Linked DNA regions of Homo sapiens: all the other regions are linked to region 1. Evidence: read pairs that join two places in POLR2A ChIA-PET (ENCODE). Cell type or tissue: GM12878. All regions are shown on one strand.

What was found. Peaks named below come from ENCODE experiments on the same cell type or tissue, not always from the same donor. Only the 100,000 strongest peaks of a DNase experiment are listed, where the experiment ranks them.
Region 2: POLR2A ChIA-PET joins it to region 1 with 5 read pairs; 4 of 35 experiments call an interaction of 5 or more read pairs at or near these places.
Region 3: POLR2A ChIA-PET joins it to region 1 with 5 read pairs; 6 of 35 experiments call an interaction of 5 or more read pairs at or near these places.

Annotation. Positions count from the first base shown.
Region 1 is chr15:65,786,724-65,789,223 of GRCh38, reverse strand. The region is part of intron 1 of DENND4A (DENN domain containing 4A); the gene reads left to right. Among named protein-coding and RNA genes, the nearest start is that of DENND4A, 4.3 kb to the left of the region's middle. In GM12878, no CTCF peak of the experiment used is centred here; a DNase peak (open chromatin) is centred at 1,309; H3K4me3 peaks cover 1,645 bases; H3K27ac peaks cover 1,203 bases.
Region 2 is chr15:65,915,956-65,918,455 of GRCh38, reverse strand. It overlaps MEGF11 (multiple EGF like domains 11), which reads left to right. Exons shown (of 26, transcript NM_001385028.1): 16 at 362-490; 17 at 1,500-1,628; 18 at 2,180-2,308. Among named protein-coding and RNA genes, the nearest start is that of RAB11A, 48 kb to the right of the region's middle. In GM12878, a CTCF peak has its summit at 1,672; DNase peaks (open chromatin) are centred at 1,135 and 1,645; H3K4me3 peaks cover 279 bases; H3K27ac peaks cover 2,398 bases.
Region 3 is chr15:65,299,350-65,301,849 of GRCh38, reverse strand. No RefSeq gene overlaps it. Among named protein-coding and RNA genes, the nearest start is that of RNU5B-1, 4.1 kb to the left of the region's middle. RefSeq lists an enhancer at 144-659. In GM12878, no CTCF peak of the experiment used is centred here; a DNase peak (open chromatin) is centred at 1,349; H3K4me3 peaks cover 688 bases; H3K27ac peaks cover 799 bases.

The DNA of each region.
Region 1 (2,500 bases):
CAGAGTAAGACCCTGTCTCAAAAAACAAAAGTTTTTTTTAAAACTTAGCATTTTATAAGAGTGGAACAATTTTAATAGTCAAATGCATTATAGTATGGGAATGGTGAAATTAATGATAATCTATATGGTGGATACAACTTCTAAAAATCATTTTAAAAATGTACTGACATAAGTATAATATAATATTAAGAGAAAAATTAGAATATAAAGAAACATATACATGTAAATGGCAAAAAGATTTGCAGGAGACATATAAAATAGTAAGAGATGTTATCCCTGGGTGATCGGATTATGGGTAATTTTTATTTTAGTTTTTGTGCTTTTCTCTATTCTGAATAATTATTACTTTTTTTTTTTTTTTTTTTTTTTAAGACAAGTCCTGGCTCTGTCACCCAGGCTGGGGTGCAGTGGCGTGATCTTAGCTCACTGCAACCTCCACCTCCTGGGCTCAAGCCATCCTCCCACCTTGGCCTCTTAAGTAGCTGGGACTACAGGTGTGCACCACTGTGCTTGGCTAATGTTTGTATTTTTTTAGATGGGGTTTTGCCATGTTGCCCAGCCTGGTCTTGAACTCGTGAGCCCAAGTAGTCTGCCCGCGTTGGCCTCCCAAAGTGCTGTGATTACTGCACCTGGCCGGTTATTACTCTTATAATTACAAAGAAGACATTGAAATATTTTCAAGGGTCATAGGAGAAAATACTGAAAATCCCAAATAACTATTGCTACAGTAGGAAAACTATCTTAAGATTCATTGTTAGCAAAACTAACCCAAAATATCATGCTTATTTGCATTACACAATAATAGACACAGCTTGTAATTTAGATGAAGGTGTTCTCTTAACCAGCGCTGGCCAGGCGCAGTGGCTCACGCCTGTAATCCCAGCACTTTGGGAGGCCGAGGTGGGCGGATCGCAAGGTCAGGAGATCGAGACCATCCTGGCTAACACGGTGAAACCCTGTCTCTACTAAAATACAAAAAATTAGCCGGGCGTGGTGGCAGGCGCCTGTAGTCCCAGCTACTCGGGAGGCTGAGGCAGGAGAATGGCGTGAACCTGGGAGGCGGAGCTTGCAGTGAGCAGAGATAGCGCCACTGCACCCCAGCCTGGGTGGCAGAACGAGACTCTGTCTCAAAAAAAAAAAAATAAATAAATAAATAACCAGCACTAACCTTGTAATAGTTTTACATATGTGGATTTTTGTGTCATTAAACATTGCTTCTCTCCAAGCTTTTTCTTTCCTCCACCAAAGCTGTTCTGTGTTGACAGTGCCACGTATTGATGGATTCCTCTGCTTAGTCATTTCCCCATTACTTCATCAGTCAGTAGGCAATGGTCTTTGATTATGAGATGCCAGATAATTTGCTAGTTACTGAGATTACAAAGGTAAATAAATGAATAGTGATTTCTGCCCTCAGACCCTGGGTCACAATGCTTTTTTTGCTTTCTGGACCATCAGTACATATTGTGTACTCTGCTTTTCCTGTTTCTCTGCCAGTAGCCTGGCACCTTAGGCAGTATCTTTTTCCTGGTGCTCATATCCTTTTGTAACTTTCTTCATGGGAAGGTATGCTGTGAGTTCTAGACAAAAAATTTACAAATAAATTTTTGAAACATTACTTGATTGTAGGTTCGGGAATGCTATATTTAGAAGGGCTGGGTATATATTCATCTATGGCCGTTATTATTTTTAAAATGTGTGACACTTTCTTAGTTCCTACTTTGTGCTTCCTTCTGTTAAAAATCACAAGTAGAAAGCAAGAGAGAGAAGAGACAAAAAAGAAAGAGGTAGAAAGATATCAAGGGAATTTTCCTGCTAGTGTTATACTTTATTTTCACTGAGAATAGTGAGTCATTAAAATGTATAGTAAGAGAGATACTGTTTCTGATATACTTTGTTAAAACCTGTCTCTCTTGATCTGTGTAAAAATGTGTTTTCCATATGTATGTTAAAGTGTATATACATACATAAGTTCACACAGTTTAGCTGTTTTTGTTTTCAAATGAAAGCTGAAATATGAAGATCAGAACTTTATTAAATTTCTTAATTTTATTGTAATATTGTTTTGTAGATGAGAGATTTTTATTTTTGAAAAGTTTTAAAAATAAATAGCAAAAATGTATACACCCACATACCCACATATAAAATGTTAACATATTTCATTTTTGCTTCAGATATATATTTAATTTAAAATAACTATTTATATCATAGTTATCACATTGAATTCTAAAAGAGCAATGTAGAACTTTATACTTTTCTTGAATATTACAGATCATGTTAAAGTCCCTTTTGTTCTCCCCAGTTTTATCCTCCTCACCTTCATCTCCCCTCCCAGAGGAAATTGTTGTAATGAATTTGATTTGTATCCTTCTAGTTTATCTTTTAATAAACTATATATATGAGCAATGACATGGCATTGCTTTGGGTGCTTTTGTAGAACATGCACATTGTAGTACATTTCAAATCATACTCCCTTGGTGTGAATCTTGACTCTGCTACTTAA
Region 2 (2,500 bases), 130 kb before region 1:
GGCTGTGGAACAGTACAGGGAGCACTGGACTGTGAGTCCAGAAGTACAGTGCTCAGCCTCCCACTTCTCATCTGTGAGACCTAAGTCAGGTGATTCTACCTCCATGGGCCTCAGGCTGTTCTTAAAGGCAATCATAATAGAGCCTTCTGAAGAATGCAGCTGTAGGCATGAGAGGGGCAACTCATTTATGTGCAAATGGAGAAGGGTGACAAGGGTACCAAGGCGGGCGTGGTCTCCATCCAGATCCATGACCCCTGGGTGATCATGGCTGTGGCTTGGGAACTTCTAGGGATGAGGCTGTGGGTGGAGGTCAGAGGAACACAGGTGGGAGGATGGGTGCCAGGCTGCCCTGTGCCCACAGTGTGTGCTGGAGGATACTTTGGGCAGGACTGTGCCCAGCTCTGCTCCTGTGCCAACAACGGGACCTGCAGCCCTATCGATGGCTCCTGCCAGTGCTTTCCTGGATGGATTGGCAAGGACTGCTCACAGGGTAAGCTGCTGCCACCTGGGAATGCCCCTACCTGGGGTCAGGCCCAAAAATTCTCCCTTTGTTGCCCAAAACCTCTCTGTCCTGGTGCCTCCACTTCCAGGGATGAAATCTCCTTCTGCATGTAGGAATGAGCCCCATTTAGCTCTATAGCTAACATGATGGATTATTAGGATTGATCATTGGTATTAACTGCTGGTATCAAAGGTACTGATATTGTTGATAGTACCATTAATGCTATGAATTCTGAGACTTAACACTCCATTAGCACCTGCACAAGGAGCAGCCCGAGTTTGGATGGGGAAGAGGTGGTGCAACAGCATGCTCGAGTTTGGGAGTAGGGAAGTGAGATGAGGCCCGGGCAGCCACCTCAGGAGGGTGCAGTGCCCTCTGGGTGGCCCATGTGAATGATGTCCTTGAGGCTGTTCATGTAAAGTGCACCAATCTGATGTGAAGGGAACAGCCCCTTTCCAGAAGCCCCCAAACTAAGGACAGAGACCCTGTGGAGCTCCTTGTCTGATGGGTGAGACCTAGCCAGTACCCTTGGGGAGGTCCTAGTTAGATGGCTGAGGGAATTTCCATTCTGATGAGGAGACAGGCTCCATCATCAGGAGCTCACCAACTGAGAGAAGAGAGCTCCTGCCCTAGGAAAGTCCCCATTCTCATGGGGAAACACACACAGTACATACACGGTAAACCACAGTGTTTACCCGCATGCTCCAAATCAGTCCCCTGAGAGGGGAGGCTCGGGGGCCCTCAGAGTCCTGCTGAGTCAGTCATCAAAGACTTGGAGAGTGGGCAGAGAATCTGGGCTTAATGGGAATCCTGGGTAACTAAGCCAAGAAGTAAGTGCAGGAATTCTGGGAACAGTGCATGAAGCCCCTGAAAGCCAGGAAATGTCAGCCAGGTCCATCTTGGCATCTTGGCTCTGACATGTACTCCCCCTTCTTCTCCCTCTCCGTCTGCCCCTCTCTGCCTTCCCCTCACCCTCTGCATTTCACCGACATCCCAGCTTGCCCACCCGGGTTCTGGGGCCCCGCCTGCTTCCACGCATGCAGCTGCCACAACGGGGCGAGCTGCAGCGCCGAGGACGGGGCCTGCCACTGCACCCCTGGCTGGACTGGACTCTTCTGCACACAGCGTAAGCCCCACCTCCTGGCCTCCCAGCCACTTAGAATACCATGCTGCGGCCTACTGGCCACTGTGGGCATTGTCCAGACCAGCAGGGAGGGAGGAATGCAGGCAGCCCCAGGACTGGTGGTACCTGACTCCTGCCCCACGAGAACTGAGGAGCTCTGCAGGGGCAGCTCCAGACCTGACTGGATTCAGGGGATTGACAAGCCCAAAGTCCTGGAAGGTCAGGGCTGCAAGGTACTCCAGCAATCACCAAGACCAGACCTTCCTTGGACAGTGGGGCCCAGAGTGGGGAGGAGCAGCCTGTGTCCACACAGGAAGTAGACCCTAGCCTGACCTGTGGTTCCAAGGCCCCTCTGTCTTGGAAAGGCAACGATCACCTTGCCCCTACCACTTCAGCATGAAGATCCTGAGCAGGGAGACAACTCTGGTGCAGGGTCTCACTAGTCTTCATCCCATGCTCAGCAAAAAAAGAGACAGAAGACAGGTCTGGTTCCTGCTGTCCCCCTTGTCCCCACCCAGCAGCAACTCTCGTGACTGGAAATCCTGTTTCTCTAGGCTGCCCAGCAGCATTTTTTGGGAAGGACTGTGGGCGCGTATGCCAGTGTCAGAATGGCGCCAGCTGTGACCACATCAGTGGCAAGTGCACCTGCCGCACAGGCTTCACCGGGCAACACTGTGAGCAGAGTAAGCTGCCCTGACCCCTGATCCTGGGTGATGCTGCTGGGCCCTACCCTCCTGCAGAGGATGGCTCCCACTTCAAGGTCCACTCACTCAGGGCTCTGTACCCCTTGGTCCCTTGACTTTGGGGACAACTTCCAAGGAAAAATGCTGAGGAAGGTCATGCCTACATTATTGTTTGAAGAATTTCTCCCTTCA
Region 3 (2,500 bases), 490 kb after region 1:
CTGCAGCCTCAAACTGCTGGGATTAAGCACCTCCTGCCTCAGTCACCCGAGTATCTGGGACTATAGTCTGCAAGCCACCACATTGGGCTAATTTTATTTTTTAATTTTTTGTAGAGATGGGGGTCTCCCTATGTTGACAGACATGTTGCCCATGCTGGTCTCGAATTCGTGGGCTCAGGGGATTCTCCCACCCCTGCCTCTGAAAGTGTTGGTGAGAGGTGACAGCGCGCTGGCAGCCCTCGTAGCCCTCGCTCGCTCTCGGTGCCTCCTTGGCCTCAGCGCCCACTCTGGCCGCGCTTGAGGAGCCCTTCAGCCCGCCGCTGCACTGTGGGAGCCCCTTCCTGGGATGGCCGAGGCCGGAGCCGGCTCCCTCAGCCTGCGGGGAGGTGTGGAGGGAGAGACACCGCAGGAACCGGGGCTGCGCACGGGGCTTGCGGGCCAGCTAGAGTTCCGGGTGGGCGTGGCCTTGGCGGCCCGCAGTCCGAGCGGCCGGCCGGCCGGCTCCGCCGACCCCAGACAGTAAGGGGCTTAGCACCTGGGCCAGCAGCTGCGGAGGATGCGCCAGGTCCCCCAGCAGTGCCGGCCCACCGGCGCTGTGCTGGATTTCTTGCCGGGCCTTAGCTGCCTCCCTGCAGGGCAGGGCTCGGGACCTGCAGCCTGCAATGCCTGAGCCTACCCTGCCCACCCGCCATGGGCTTCTGCGCGGCCGGAGCCTCCACGGACAAGTGCCGCCCCCTGTTCCACCGCGCCCAGTCCCATGGACCGCCCAAGGGCTGAGGAGTGCCGGCACACGGCTCAGGACTGGCAGGCAGCTCCACCTGCGGCCCCAGTGGAGGATCCACTGGACGAAGCCAGCTGGGTTCCGGAGTGTGGTGGGGACTTGGAGAATCTTTATGTCTAGCTAAGGGATTGTAAATACACCAATCAGCACTCTGTATCTAGCTCAAGGTTTGTAAATGCACCAATCAGCACTCTGTGTCTAGCTCAGGGTTTGTAAATACACCAATGGACACTCTGTATCTAGCTAATATAGTGGGGACGAAAACTTTTGTGTCTAGCTCAGGGATTGTAAACACACCAATCAGCACCCTGTCAAAACGGACCAATCAGCTCTCTGTAAAACAGACCAATCGGCTCTCTGTAAAATGGACCAATCAGCAGGATGTGGGTGGGGCCAGATAAGAGCATAAAAGCAGGCTGCCCGCTCCTGCTGCGGCAGGCAGGTGGGGTGTTTTCTTTGATACCGAGGTGGCTTTTTTTCTTTTGCTGTTTGCAGTAACTTGCTATTGCTGCTGCTACTGCTCCGTGCGTGGGTCTGGCCTATGAGCTGTAACACTCACCCTGAAAGTGTGTAGTTTCGCTCTTGAAGCCAGTGAGGCCGGAAACCAACTGGGAAGAAGGAACAACTCCAGATGTGCTGCTTTAAAGAGTTGTAATGCTCACCGTGAAGGTCTGTAGTTTCATTCCTGAGCCAGCAAGACCACGAACCCACCAGAAGGAAGAAACTCCGAATGCATCTGAAGGTCAGAAGGAACAAGCTCTGGATACGCCGCCTTTAAGAACCCTGAGATTCACCACGAGAGTCTGCGGCTTCGTTCTTGAAGTTAGTGAGACCAAAAACCCACCAATTCTGGACACATTGGGATTAAAGGTGTGCCACTGCGCCAGCCAGCGTTACGTCTGTTTTGATAGTCTTGCATGCTTGCTGTAGTTCACAATGTAAGGGGAAGTTAGAAACCCATTGAGATGCAAAGTTCTCACCATATGATAATAGCTACGTCTCATAGGACCTAGCAAGGGGTTAAGGGGTGGGTTCTCTGAGTACTGACCTCCCCCCGTATTGAGCCTTGGGAGAGAGTGTTTCCCTTTTCCTGGGCTTTAGGAGACATTTATTTGTTGGCCTGTACTGTGCTTCACTCTGGAAGGGTCCTGGATAGCTTTCACTGTTGAGAGAACTGAAAGGAGAGTTAACTTGTTTGTAGCTCTGTGAGTCTCCACAGAGGGTCATGGAGTTTCTACAATTTGTGAATCCGAAGCTTGGACTCACGTTGATCCGTTATTTATGATGTGGCTTGCACCTCAATTTCCAGCAACAATTCGTGCTAATTTAATTTAGGAAATAACTGGCTGGGCGCGGTGGGTCACGCCTGTTGTAATACCAGCGCTTTGGGAGGTTGAGGTTGGGGGGATCACCTGAGGTCAGGAGTTCAAGACCAGCTTGGCCAACATGGTGAAACCCTTTCTCTACTAAAAATACAAAAATTGGCGGGACGCAGTGGCATGTGCCTGTAGTCCCAGCTACTCTGGAGGCTGAAGCAGGAGAATCGCTTGAACCCGGGAGGCAGAGGTTGCAGTGAGCGAAGATCGTGCTACTGCACTCCAGCCTGGGTGCAGAGACTTTCGTCTCAAAAATATAATAATCCAGTGTGTATTTTATACTTAAGTACATCTCAATTGAGACTGGCCACATTTCAAATGCTCAATAGCCACATGTGGCCAG